Linked DNA regions of Homo sapiens: region 1 is linked to region 2. A link is a contact called in ENCODE Hi-C or POLR2A ChIA-PET data. All regions are on one chromosome and are shown on one strand. Each heading gives the region's core, a stretch centred on a gene start or an enhancer-like site at or near the end of the contact. The rest is flanking DNA. Distances are from core to core; before and after follow the strand shown.

Evidence for each region. Hi-C counts contacts between places; a loop is a spot of excess contacts on that map. ChIA-PET counts read pairs that join two places held with the same protein, here RNA polymerase II (POLR2A). Pooled maps may share reads with other maps.
Region 1: a map with no recorded cell type shows a loop between it and region 2 (5-fold over the local background). The contact joins two enhancer-like sites. A Hi-C loop is called at or near these places in 1 of 168 maps with a recorded cell type or tissue (CD4-positive, alpha-beta T cell), 8 of 37 single-sample maps with no recorded cell type and 8 of 50 pooled maps. POLR2A ChIA-PET finds 5 or more read pairs at or near these places in 1 of 52 experiments (activated B cell).

What each region holds. Positions count from the first base shown.
Region 1 is chr3:32,435,826-32,441,757 of GRCh38, reverse strand. The region is part of intron 1 of CMTM7 (CKLF like MARVEL transmembrane domain containing 7); the gene reads right to left. Among named protein-coding and RNA genes, the nearest start is that of CMTM7, 47 kb to the right of the region's middle. RefSeq lists an enhancer at 4,462-5,143. Within about 2 kb of position 2,614, at least 8 of the 41 ENCODE cell types and tissues checked have a DNase peak (open chromatin) inside an H3K27ac peak, as active enhancers do.
Region 2 is chr3:30,646,795-30,653,524 of GRCh38, reverse strand. It overlaps TGFBR2 (transforming growth factor beta receptor 2), which reads right to left. Exons shown (of 7, transcript NM_003242.6): 3 at 3,065-3,255. Among named protein-coding and RNA genes, the nearest start is that of TGFBR2, 44 kb to the right of the region's middle. Within about 2 kb of position 3,789, at least 5 of the 41 ENCODE cell types and tissues checked have a DNase peak (open chromatin) inside an H3K27ac peak, as active enhancers do.

The DNA.
Region 1 (5,932 bases), core at 1,365-3,864, 1.8 Mb before region 2:
CCCCCAGCAGGCCCACATTGAAGAACTGCTATTAATACAATTCAGGTTATTTCCATACACACTGGCTGGAAGGTTGGAAGACTGCAACTTCATGTGGTACACACTTTGAAACTACTGTCTGTGAACACTGATGACAGCAGAGACTGACTTCGTCCTCTCTGAAGTTTGTTAGATTGTGCCAGCGGGAAGCCCCCTCAGAAGAAGCAGGAAAACAAGAAAATAACAAAGCAGAACCATCCCTTTCATCTGCTGGATATCCATAGAGCAAAGAGGACAGCGTGATGGTGACCTGGGGTTTACATATTAGGCCCAATTGTACGAAGTTGCCAATATTTGATGGTTTTTGACCTACAAAGATGGTAATTCATACCTTACAGCTATCAACTGACAGATAACAAGTTACCATTTACTGATGTCTGACATACGTGATCTCGCTAAGGCCATGCAGAACCCTGCCAGGTAGACAAAATCATCCCCATGTTCATAAGGGGAAACGGAGGCATGCAGGTTCAATCATCAGTCCAAGGCTATCTGGCTTGTAAGCAGAAGTGGGATTTGAATCCAGGTCTGTCTGACTCTAAGGACCATGTTCCTCCATGTCAGATGCAGTTCTACCTCCCAAAAGTGTAAGCTCTGATCATAACAAGCCGAGAAAGGTGGACGGGTTCTCAACCATGCAGGAATCCTGTTTAAGAGGTGAGGCTGCTCACCATCAGGGCATGTGGTGAGAGCTCACTAAGAAATATCTCAGCACGAGTGAACATGCTTAACGGCCTGCTACTGAATTAATAACCAGATGAAAACTATTAGCAATGCATGAGTACAAGAAAGTAGAATGAGTAACAGTCTGAGCTTCCGTGAAGGCCAAAGAGAAAACCTGTCTACTCCATGTAGGGAACAAACCAGTAACACACGGGATTCAATGTGTGTAAAATCTTAGAATCTACTTATTTATTTAGTTATTTAGTTTTTGTTTTTCTGAGATAGAGTCTGGCTCTGTTCCCCAGGCAGGAGTGCAGTGAACCAATCTCAGCTCACTGCAACCTCTGCTTCCTGGGCTCAAGTCATCCTCCCACCTTAGCTTCTCAAGTAGCTAGGATTACAGGCGTGTGCCATCATGCCTGGCTAATTTTCATATTTGTAGTAGAGACGGGGTTTTGCCATGTGGCCCAGGCTGGTTTCAAACTCCTGAGCTCAAGCAATCCCCCTGCCTTGGCCTCCCAAAGTGCTGGGATTATGGACGTAAGCCATTGTTTCCAGCCAGGAATCTATTTAAAATGCACAACCAATTTAGAAAAAAGATTATTTTATACACTGCCTCTCTCCTATGGAGGAGTGATTCTTTTTTTTTTGAGATGGAGTCTCACTCTGTTGCCCAGGCTGGAGTGCAGTAGCATGATCTTGGCTCACTGCAACTCTGCCTACGAGATTCAAGCGATTCTCTTGCCTCAGCCTCCAGAGTAGCTGGGACTACAGGTATGCACCACCATGCCCAGCTAATTTTTGCATTTTTAGTAGAGAGGGGGTTCCACCATGTTGGCCAGACTGGTCTTAAACTCCTGAACTCAAGTAATCTGCCTGCCCCAGCTCCCCAAAGTGCTGTGATTACAGGTGTGAGCCACCACGCCTGGCCAGAGCAGCGAGTCTTAAAGTGTGTGTGTGTGTGTGTGTGTGTGTGTGTGTGTGTATGCGTGTGGTGTTAGTGTATGGGTGTGTTAGCGTATGGGTATATGATTTTGTGTCCTATGGGACATTTGGCAATGTGTGTATATATTTTTGGTTTACACAATTTGCGGGGATGGGGGTTGCTACTGGCATTTAGTGGGTAGAGGCCCAGGGTGCTGCTAAGCACCCTGCAATAAATAGGAGAGCTCCCATAGTAAAGAGTTACCCATCTCCAGCCCCAAATGTGGCCCCTCAACTACAGTACTACTGTTGAAAAATTCTGCTATAGAAAATGTCAGTCTACAATGAGAATTAAATCACAAAATGGGGCCTGGTGCATGCCTGGCATCCCAGGCTCACGCCTGCAATCCCAGCACTTTGGGAGGCCAAGGCGGGTGGATCACCTGAAGCCAGGAGTTTGAGACCAGCCTGGGCAACAAGCAAGACCCTGTCTCTACAAAAAATACAAAAACTAGCTGGGCGTGGTGGCATGCACCTGTGGTCTCAGCAACTTGGGAGGCTGAGGTGGGAGGATCAATTGAGCCTAGGAGGTTGAGGTTGCAGTGAGCTATTATCACGTCACTGCACTCCAGCCTGCAAGACAGAGTGAAAGTCTGTCTCTAAAAAAATAAAAATCAAATCAAATCACAAAATGGATCTTACTCCAGTTAAAACAGTTGATGCTGAAATGCTCTTATTTTCTAAAGCCCCTTGTTGCTAGCCCACTATCAAGATCCTCAGCAATAGGTACAACAGCTAAAAGAGAACTCTCAGCTGGAAGCTTGAAGCAGGTATGGAGAGTGCTCTGCTTACCAGATCGAAACAGAAGAGTGTGGCTGTGACACAAAGAGTCCCTCAACATTTGTGTATTTCCCTTTGCTAATGAGCAACGCAAGTGTTTTCATTTTTTCGGTTCCTCTGAAGCTAGCCAGCCATGGTGATATAATGATTCACACCTCTGCCTTACTCAGGAGTGTGCATGATCGCCAGGGCTTTGCTGCTACGTTAGTCTTACTTCCAGGCCACATCTACATGGGGAAGTCTAGGGGTCTTCCCAGCCCCACAATGACCTCCTCAAGAACTCAAGTATCATTATTCAAGGCATGACTGAAAATGCAGATAATGTGGGATTATGCAGCGTGATTCCTAGGTAGAGAGGCAATTTTGCATCTAGTTTAATGCAGAGATTAAAATAATTTTCCAACTCGTCGTTGAAGACAAAGTTAGCTCTTTTTCATGGTGACACAGGGATGTGGAAGTTTCCCAGCCAACAAAAGGGGCCTGTGCAGGTCAGGTCTTCCTGCTCTGAGCCTCCAGGGCTGAGTACTGTGTAGTAGGAAGTACATTCCTGCTCTATCAGAAACATCTCGAACCTTTCTGGGAAACTTGCTCATGAAATAACACTTTCTGAATTCGGTTCACTGGGCCTATGGCCATCTACCATATGACTTTCTTTAGGAAAGCCCAATTTTAGAAAATCTAATTTAGCCAGAGTATGGTGTGTGCTTATGCGTGCTCCTAAAAGCTTCCTTTTTGCCCAGGGATTCATTCATTCCAACTTTAAATAGCCAGCATCTTAGCCAGCATATTAAGTTAAAAAAAAAAAAAAGATTTGACTGACATCAAACTTTTCAGAAATTCTTCTAAAGCCAGTAGGTAACTTCTGCAAATGCTGGGGCCCCCTGAATTATTTAGAAGCTTAATTCCTGGGTGACAAAATAATCTGTACAACAACCCCCTCCCATGACACAAGTTTACCATATAAGAAACCTACACAAGTACCCCTGAACTTAATATACAAGTTAAAAAAGAAAGCAAAGGTGAAGTGGAAGAAAGAACAAGACAATAGTGGGGAAAAGGCGCTGGGGTGTTTATCCCTGCCCTCCTCCCGCCAGCTCCAACCCTCTCAGGTGTCTTCGTGTTCCCAGTTAGAAAAGCAAATGCACAAACACGCCTGAATTCAGAGAGGACTGGAGGTAGGGGTTCTGACTTCAGGACGGAGTGAAGCAGCTGGGAGGCTCCTGGAAGACAGATGTTTCTGTGTAGAGTAACTTCAAAGTGATGCTGTCCAAAGGGTTCACTTGCCTCTTAAGGTGCCTTCTAGCTCCTCTCGTAACGGTTTGTTCTTTTATATTGAACTGTCATAAAAATAAAATATCTAACATAAATGTCCAGGGGTTTATTTTATTTATTTTATTTTTTTGAGATGGAGTCTCACTCTGTCGCTAGGCAGGAGTGCAGTGGCAACATCTCAGCTCACTGCAACCTCCACCTCCCTGGTTCAAGGGATTCTCCTACCTCAGCCTCACAAGTAGCTGGGATTACATGTATGCGCCACCATGCCCAGCTAATTTTTGTATTTTTAGTAGAGACAGGGTTTCACCATGTTGGCCAGGAGAGTCTCGATCTCCTGACCTTGCGATCTGCATGCCTTGGCCTCCCAAAGTGTCGAGAGTACAGGCGTGAGCCACCGCGCCCGGCCTATTTTTTTCTTTTGAGACAGAGTCTCACTCTGTCACCCAGGCTGGAGTGCAGTGGCGCTATCCCCACTCACTGCAACCTCTGCCTTCTGGGTTCAAGCGATTCTCCTGCCTCAGCTTCCTGAGTAGCTGGGACTACAGGTGTGCACCACCACGGCCGGCTAATTTTTATATTTTTAGTAGAGACAGGGTTTCACCATATTGGTCAGGCTGGTCTCGAACTCCTGACCTCAAGTGATCCACCCGTCTCAGCCTCCCAAAGTGCTGGGATTACAGGTGTGAGCCACGGTGCCCAGCCATGTCCAGGGGTTTAAAAGTAACACTGCAAGAGCCCTCAACTCAAAGCAAGGGTCCCACAGACCAGCCATGATACCACAGAATCACTGGAATTAGAATTCCAGATAAGAAACATCACTCCCTGGAACCTGTGTCCTTTCTGACTCCATTCTGTCAGAATTCTTACTAGAAAGAAGACATGATTTTTTGGAAGGAGCAGAGGGTTTAAATTTCACAAGAGATGAAGGAAGCTGACATGATCTGAGAAAAGTGATGGTCCCCTGAGGACTCTGGAACCAAACTAGTCTGGTTGCAGCTTGAGTGTACACCCGCAACCAGCCAGGTGCCAGAAAGTTTGCCCAGGTTCTCAGCCTGGCTGAGCATCCTTCCAGAAAGAAATGAGATTTTGAGGTCTACGATGAAAAATCTCTACAGAAAACTCAAGAGGCAGTTTTCAAGAGACGTCGGCTTCTGATTGGGCTGGGGAGGTGTCTGGTGGTCTCAGGACCCTGTCTCCTGCCACCCATGCTTGGGAACATTTCCTCAGCAGACCTGAGCCCTCGTGCCTCTGCCAAGTCTGGTCCACTGAGTGTGCCTGTGTCTGGCTAAAGATGGCACCAGACACCTTTCCTTTTGGAAGCCCTGGACTGGATGCTGGTAGGTCACCCAACCCCACTGTCCCTGCATCTGACCTTGGAATGATACTTCAGTGAGAGAAAGCAGGAGCAGGAGAAGTAACTGATGAAAGCTAACATCAAAAGCCTCAGACCCAACTCTAAGAGGCTTTCCAGGAAATCCCCAGGAGATGAAAGCCAGGCTTGTTCAGAAAGTCAGAGATGCAGATGAGGATGCAGTGCCTGGAACCTGCATTTGTAAATGTTAGTGGGCCCATAAATGACTGCTTGGCAGTGGCAGACAGGAAGAGGAATGTGGTATGCTCCCAACTTTGGCTGAATTTTGCACTGAGTGTAAGGAGATTCACCCGTGCCTCCCTGTTAAAGTCACCATCATCTAATAGCCTTTGTGCAATCTCATTGACACCCACTGGCTGAGAAACCTGCCCCATGGCTTCCTCTAGGTCCTGTCTCACTCACCAACATCAGAATCTTGCTCCAGAGTCCTGCCCATGCTCCTATTCCCCCCAGCACATAGTTTTGTTTTGTATCTATAAATGAAAATGCCATAGAAACCCAAGGGAGGGAGAATAATCTAGGAAATATGTCCGGGGTCCTGAGCTCCAGGCCTTGGGCAGCTCAATGATGCACCACTGGTTTCTGAATGTAACTGCACAGCAGAGTCACCTGTTTGCAGCATACCGAAAACCAGATTCTATGTTTGTCCATGCTGGGGGTAATTCTGGAAGGACACATAGGAAGCTGGTAACAGCACTTGCCTCTGGGGAGGGGAAGTGATATTTAGTAGTTTTAAAATCCACTTGTTTTGTTTTCTTATATTGTAAGAATCACATATTAAGTTTCAAAAAAGCAGTTTTAAAATGATACATCTTAGAG
Region 2 (6,730 bases), core at 2,540-5,039:
ATCCTAGCACTTTGGGAGGCTGAGGCAGGTGGATCATCTGAGGTCAAGAGTTTGAGACCAGCCTGATCAACATGGTGAAACCCCGTCTCTACTAAAAACATAAAAATTAGCCGGGCATGGTGGCAGATGCCTGTAATCCCAGCTACTTGAGAGGCTGAGGCAGGAGAATTGCTTGAATCCAGGAGGCAGAGGTTGCAGTGAGCCGAGACTGCACCATTGCACTCCAGCCCGGGTGACAGAGTGAGACTCTGTCTCAAAAAAAAAAAAAAAAAAAGTTTTCATTCCTCAAGATAAAGAAGAGATGGTGGCAATAAGGGGAGAAATGGAATATAAAATGTTGCTCCTAATGTCTGCTGTTTTAGGTGGAAGAAATATCCCACCACACAGAAAAGAGATGCTTAAAAAGCAAACACCCCCTACCTTCTGGAGCATTTTAGAAGACTCTGAAATCACCCAGACATTTGAGTCGTCAGCTGTGAAAGGCTTCCTGTACTGTACAGTGAGAAATTGTCTTTATGCTTATTATCTCACTTCATAAGAAAGTCTGAGAATAAATAAGAGGAAAAATATGAGGGATGCCCATGATGATCACTTGAGTTGAAAGACTCTGAAAATGGAAGTCATTAGTATCTGAAAGGCTCATAGTAAAATATAAAATGCATGATATATTTTGACAAAGATATTCAATGATAAAATATAGATCCAACTTGCAGGCCATTTATCAACTTTTGTCCTTTTGGAGGAAATAAACTTGTCTACTGTAGACAAGCTGGTATACAGAAGGAGAGAAAAGTTTCTTCAATGCTAGTAAACATGCCTGGGTATTCTACTGTCAGAGATTAATTCCTTTGGCTTAGCCTAGGCCTTCTTTTAAAAGGTGATCTACTTGAAGAAAGCTGACCTGGTAAGTCAGAATATCAGGTGTTACCATGTTTCATGTGATTAAACTATTTAGATTTCCCTCCTAACTCAAATCACATAAAGAACATGAGGCCAAGCACAGTGGTTCATGCCTGTAATTCTAGCACTTTGGGAGGCCAAGGCAGGTTATTCACCTGAGGTCAGGAGTTCGAGACCAGACTGACGAACATGGTGAAACTCGTCTCTACTAAAAATACAAAGATTAGCTGGGTATGGTGGCACACTCCTGCAGTCCCACCTACTCAGGAGGCTGAGGCAGGAGGATCACTTGAACCTGGGAGGCAGAGGTTGCAGTGAGCCAAGATCGTGCCATTGCACTCCAGCCTGGGCGACAGAGTGAGACTCCGTCAAAAAAAAAAAAAAAAAAAAAACAACCAGAAAAGAAAACGAGAGAAATGGACCATTTACAGGATGAGGATGAGAACATAGGAAGGAAGAGTAATCTGGAAAGCGTTGCCCTGACAAGATGTGCATGCCTGCCTTCAGTTCACTGAGAAGTTGGCCTGGGGGATGTTGGACAGGAAGATAGGGAGAATGGCAGTAGGTGAAGGACACAGGAAGAGAACAAGCTGGATCTGCAGTGCTACTGAGCACCAAACACGAAACACGAGGACACATAGCTTCTCGCAGGTGGAATGCACATGGCCGCAGAGATAGGGTGTAGAGCCAGCATTTGTATTTCAAAAAGATTTTTTAATTAAATCAGACCTATTGTTGACTAAACTAACATTTACACTACCACGCTGGTAAAATTAAAAGACTTATCCATTCCCAGTGTTGGAGAAGGTACACGGAAATCCATATGCTTACATCCTTTTCAGGAGGAGAATAGTTTAGTAGTGCTTATTCAAATTTAAAATACACATATTTCTAATCTAGAAATTTCACTTCTGGCAATCTGCCTTGCAGAAATATTAGCACAAATGCATGAGATATTTTTACAAAGATATTCAATGTAGCATTAAGTGGAAAAACTGAAGACAATCCATCAACAGGGACATGATAAGATCCATCGTGGGAGATAATATGAAATTCGAGACTAAATTAAAAGATGTACAGTATATCTATGTGTTCTATCTTGTTTAGAAGGAATTGTAAAAGTGGTTGGGTATAAAAAAGTGTTGCAAAATAATATTTATAGTATGATCAGATAGTTGTACTGAAAGATGGATGAGTGGATGGAAGGATGGACAGATGGATGAAAGGAGGGAAAGAGAAAGGAAGACAGGGAGAGATTGGGAGAGAGGATGGAGTGGGAGATAATATGAATGAATGATAGAGACGTGTGTGCATCTAATACATTGTCAATACAGATGATCTGTTGCATTGGGAGTGAGGGGAGGACGAAAATGTACTTTCATTTTTAATTTTCACACACTGTTGGATTGTTTGAAATTTTTGATGACGAGCATATACTACTTTTGTAATTAAAAACCACTGAATTCTCTTCTTATTAAAAATTGAGGGAATAGTGTATGCCTTCCTTTCAAGCTGAGTAAACGCTGAACTTCAAAGATGGAGGCTAGTATCTAATCTACTCTTCTCCTGGCTCTAGGGGTAAACTTTGGCTTATTATTTCCTCTCTGTATTGCAATGTTTCTCTCAAATGGGATCGATGACAAGTACCCTAAAGACAAATCCTGGGACTATGTACAAGAAACAACATCAGTTATAAAGAAAGTCCTCCTCCAAGATTAAACAACCCCATCCAAATCTTTAGAACAATAGTTACCAAATTTTAGCTGCACAGAATTACTGGGAGGGCTTGTTAAAATACAGATAGCTGGGGTTCACCCTCTATGTTTCTCATTTAGTGGGGCCTGAGAATCTGCATTTATAACAGGTTCCCAGGTGATACTGATGCTGGCTGCTCAAGAGGCCGCACTTTGAGAAACACTGCTCTAGGTGAAAGAAACTATTTGTCAAAGACAAATAATAATGTTTGCCCCAGTCAACCATATTTGATGAGAACCAGAACAAACCCTGCTACTCCCCAAGCCCCTCTTTCCACCAGCTGAATGAGCTCCTAATCCACTGTATGCAATCCACCACAGGAGGAATGTGCTCTATGACACTGCAGACCAAGGATACAAAAAATTGGCACAGATCTCAGGTCCCACACCCTTAAGAGAAGAAAACTCACCTTCTGAGAAGATGATGTTGTCATTGCACTCATCAGAGCTACAGGAACACATGAAGAAAGTCTCACCAGGCTTTTTTTTTTCCTTCATAATGCACTTTGGAGAAGCAGCATCTTCCAGAATAAAGTCATGGTAGGGGAGCTTGGGGTCATGGCAAACTGTCTCTAGTGTTATGTTCTCGTCATTCTTTCTCCTAGAGTGAAGAGATTCATTGGAAGCGAGGGGAGAGGGAGAGAGAGAAAGAGAATAAATGAATAATATGGCCTCCAGACAGAAAGGCAATCTGGAATACTTTTCCTTCATGAAGTTGTTCCTAACAACGGCAGCTGGTTCCTGTTCTCCAGCATTCGCAGGCTGTCCTATAGTCTCCTATGCTTTTCTACTCTTTTCTGTTTTTCCTTTGTTTATTCTTGGAACCCATTTGTGATTATAAACATCACCTGGAGCAGACAGCGTTCCACGGGGCAGTCCTGGTGGAGAACTTTACATATTTAAGTCTTAATTAAATCATTAAAGGGGAAGACATGGAAAAAAAGAACATTCCTAGGTACTCAGGATAATTTTAAATCTTCCATCCTGAATGTAATGCAAACCTCACATCACACCCCTAGTTTAAGTGGCAAAATCTGTCCTGTCTAGCTATACTGTTTTCAAAGAGCATGCCTGGGGAAATAGTCACAGTTCCTCTTTTTTTTGTTTGCTGGGCCCCAGAGCATTGCGTGTAAAGGGTATACTCCTTGTCAACAGCTGGTTCTGCTGAGAAAAACGGGAAGAAACATCGCAGATAAAGAACTGCAGTCTTTCCCAAATTACAGAAAGGAGCAATTCAGAAAAAACAAACAAACAAAAAAAACAAATAAATAAAAGAAATGGAAAGGGATGTCAGGGTGTTCTTCATTTACAGTTCAATGAAATATTTTATGCTGTCATAAACTAACTACTTTGACAGTATCACTTCATAGCACATATTTGAAGACTAATTTAGCCCAGGGCTCAGAGAATTTCTCACATAGCATTTTCCTTGGGCCCTAGGAAATGCTCAATTGGCCGTCAGTGTACATTAGATTTTTAAACAACATGATTAATGCCCACTATTATAATTGAACAAAAGAACATTTTGGCTCTCTTGGAAAAGGGTATCACCTCTCTATCTACCTCCCTCTGCTCCCTCATGAACATACTATCTTGGATGACTGTCCAACAAGGCTAGTCTGACATCCACCCTTTCACCTCTGTCCTTTTTAGATGCAAAATACCTGTTGTCTTGAATCGCATTCTCTCTGTCTAGAGAGGGAGCGGAAGGAAGGGCTAATCTGGTCCAGTCAGTTTTGCTAGAGTAATCTTCTATGAAGATTCTGAGTGCACACATGAGCCAATGCATGCATGTACTCACTCACCAATTTTCCCCTAATCCTCCCTGCCCCATGCACAAAGGCTCACTGCTCACAGCAAGGAAAACGGAAGGCAGGCTAGAAGCAAGAAGCAGCTAAGACACAGCTTGCACCTATAAAAGATGCGGGGCCATCCCCATGAGAGAAAGAGCAACTTTGACCAATACCACTTTTTTAGTGCTTAAGTCAAGGACATTAAAGGACAATATGTTGACAAAGGGATAAGGGCAAGGGTATGGGTTAGGACAATCCAGGCAGGAATGGTGCCAGTGTCAACATCCATGCAGCCCAGAGTTGACTCCAGTGGAGGTACATGTGTCTGCTTGTGAAGGGGCTCAAGGGTTCTTAAACTAGAATTCCGAAAGACACAAGAGGAGCAAGGCTTTGCTAAGTTGGTCCCTGCTGTGACAGGAAGAGTGACAAGCAGAATAATTGGTTGAGGGTGGCTATCAGGACACCAAATGAAACTAAATGAAAGTTGGCATGATCATACAACAAATGATGTATAATTTGGAAATCTACCCATCTTTAACCCCAAAGCTACTTGGCAGTCTTCAAATCAGCTGTAGTCATGGAACAAGAACACCTTCCTCCCTGCCCCCACAGTTTTGTGTGTGTGTGTGTGTGTGTGTGTGTGTGTGTGTGTGTGTGTAGGTTGTTTTTGGTTTGGGTAATAAAACGAAGGTATGCTGTGCCCACAGAAAGGCATGGTCTCTTTTCCTTGTGACGCTTATAGAGGCCTAAGAAGGAACTGTGAGCCATGAAAGAAAGCTGCTCTATAATTATTGGGCAGCTCTTCCAGAGCCTCCGGTTTTCTACCTCTTAGCTACTGAGAGAACTAACATCACAGAGAGAAAACAACTGTAATACTTGAGACCTGGTAAAGCCCTTAACTGCTTTCTCCACTCACTCCTGTAACAGCCAGGCACAGCTAACTTTTCAAACTCTTTTTGGATATAGCTGAGCATAGGAAAGGTAAATACAAAGAAGTAAATACGGACTTCTTTTTTTGTCCTGCAACATTTGCTCTGAGCCACTGAAGAGGTTGTCAATTTCCACTGAAAGAAGAACCAACATGATAAAATTAATTTTGGAGGCTGGGCACGGTGGCTCATGCCTGTAATCTAAGCACTTTCAGAGGCCGAGGCAGGCGGATCACAAGGTCAGGAGTTCGAGACCAGCCTGGCCAACACAGTGAAACCCCATCTCTACTAAAAATACAAAAAATTAGCCACGTGATGGTGGTGTGCACCTGTAATCACAGCTACTCAGGAAGCTGAAGCAGGAGAATCGCACGAACCCGGGAGGCAGAGGTTGCAGTGAGCCCAGATCACGCCATTGCACTCCAGCCTGGGCAACAGTGGGAGACTCCCTCTCAATTTAAAAATAATAATAATAATAATTTTGGTTATAAAATATTTCTATCCTTGGAGGCAGCTTAAGCATTTTATATGGAATGGGCACACAACTGACATTAGTTAAATGAATGAATGAATGAATGAATGAATGAAAAAACACTAAAACTGATTAAAAAAACAACAACACTGAAATCTACAATCATAGTAGAGCCTTTCAGTTTCCACACTGGCTATTTTTACAATAGCCTCCTGTCTTAGTTTAGGTTTCCTGGAAACAGACCTTGAGGCTGTGAGAGTTCTGTGCAGGAGGTTTTTGGAGATGCATCTGTAAGCGACTAAAGGCAACAGTATTGCACAGAAGGAAAAAGCTAAACTATAATGCAGGTTGCAGCAAAGGCCTCAGTGAATGCCTTGGAAACTCTGAAAATGGGATGTCCTTCAAAGATGTACCACATTATGGCAAAATAACCAGGAATTTGTTTCTCTGCATCAACTAGCCATGGGATGATGGCTACCCATGAAAAGTGTCCAACGTGAATGAGGCAGCTCCCATCACTGGAGGGAAGGCTCAGCAGTGATCCTTCAACAGCCAACACTCCCAGGGAATGAGTGCCTTGGTCATGAAGGAGGATCAAGGAGGGCACTATAGCGTACCCTATACTTCCCCTTCTCATTATCAACACCCCTGGCTTCACGGGAGAATTTTCTTTGGCCAGCACAGGTCAAAATAATGTTCATTGTATTTACCCTTTATAGCTGGGACACAGAAAAGACAGGGAGGCCTCCTCTCTTCGACATGCTCACATTTTTTTGAGGCTAGCAAAGCCTCTATTCTAGAGAGACTTGATTCACATTTAATGATTTGGGCTTGTATTACTGGTCAGGAAAACAAAAATCTTAATTAAAAGAGCCTTTTTGG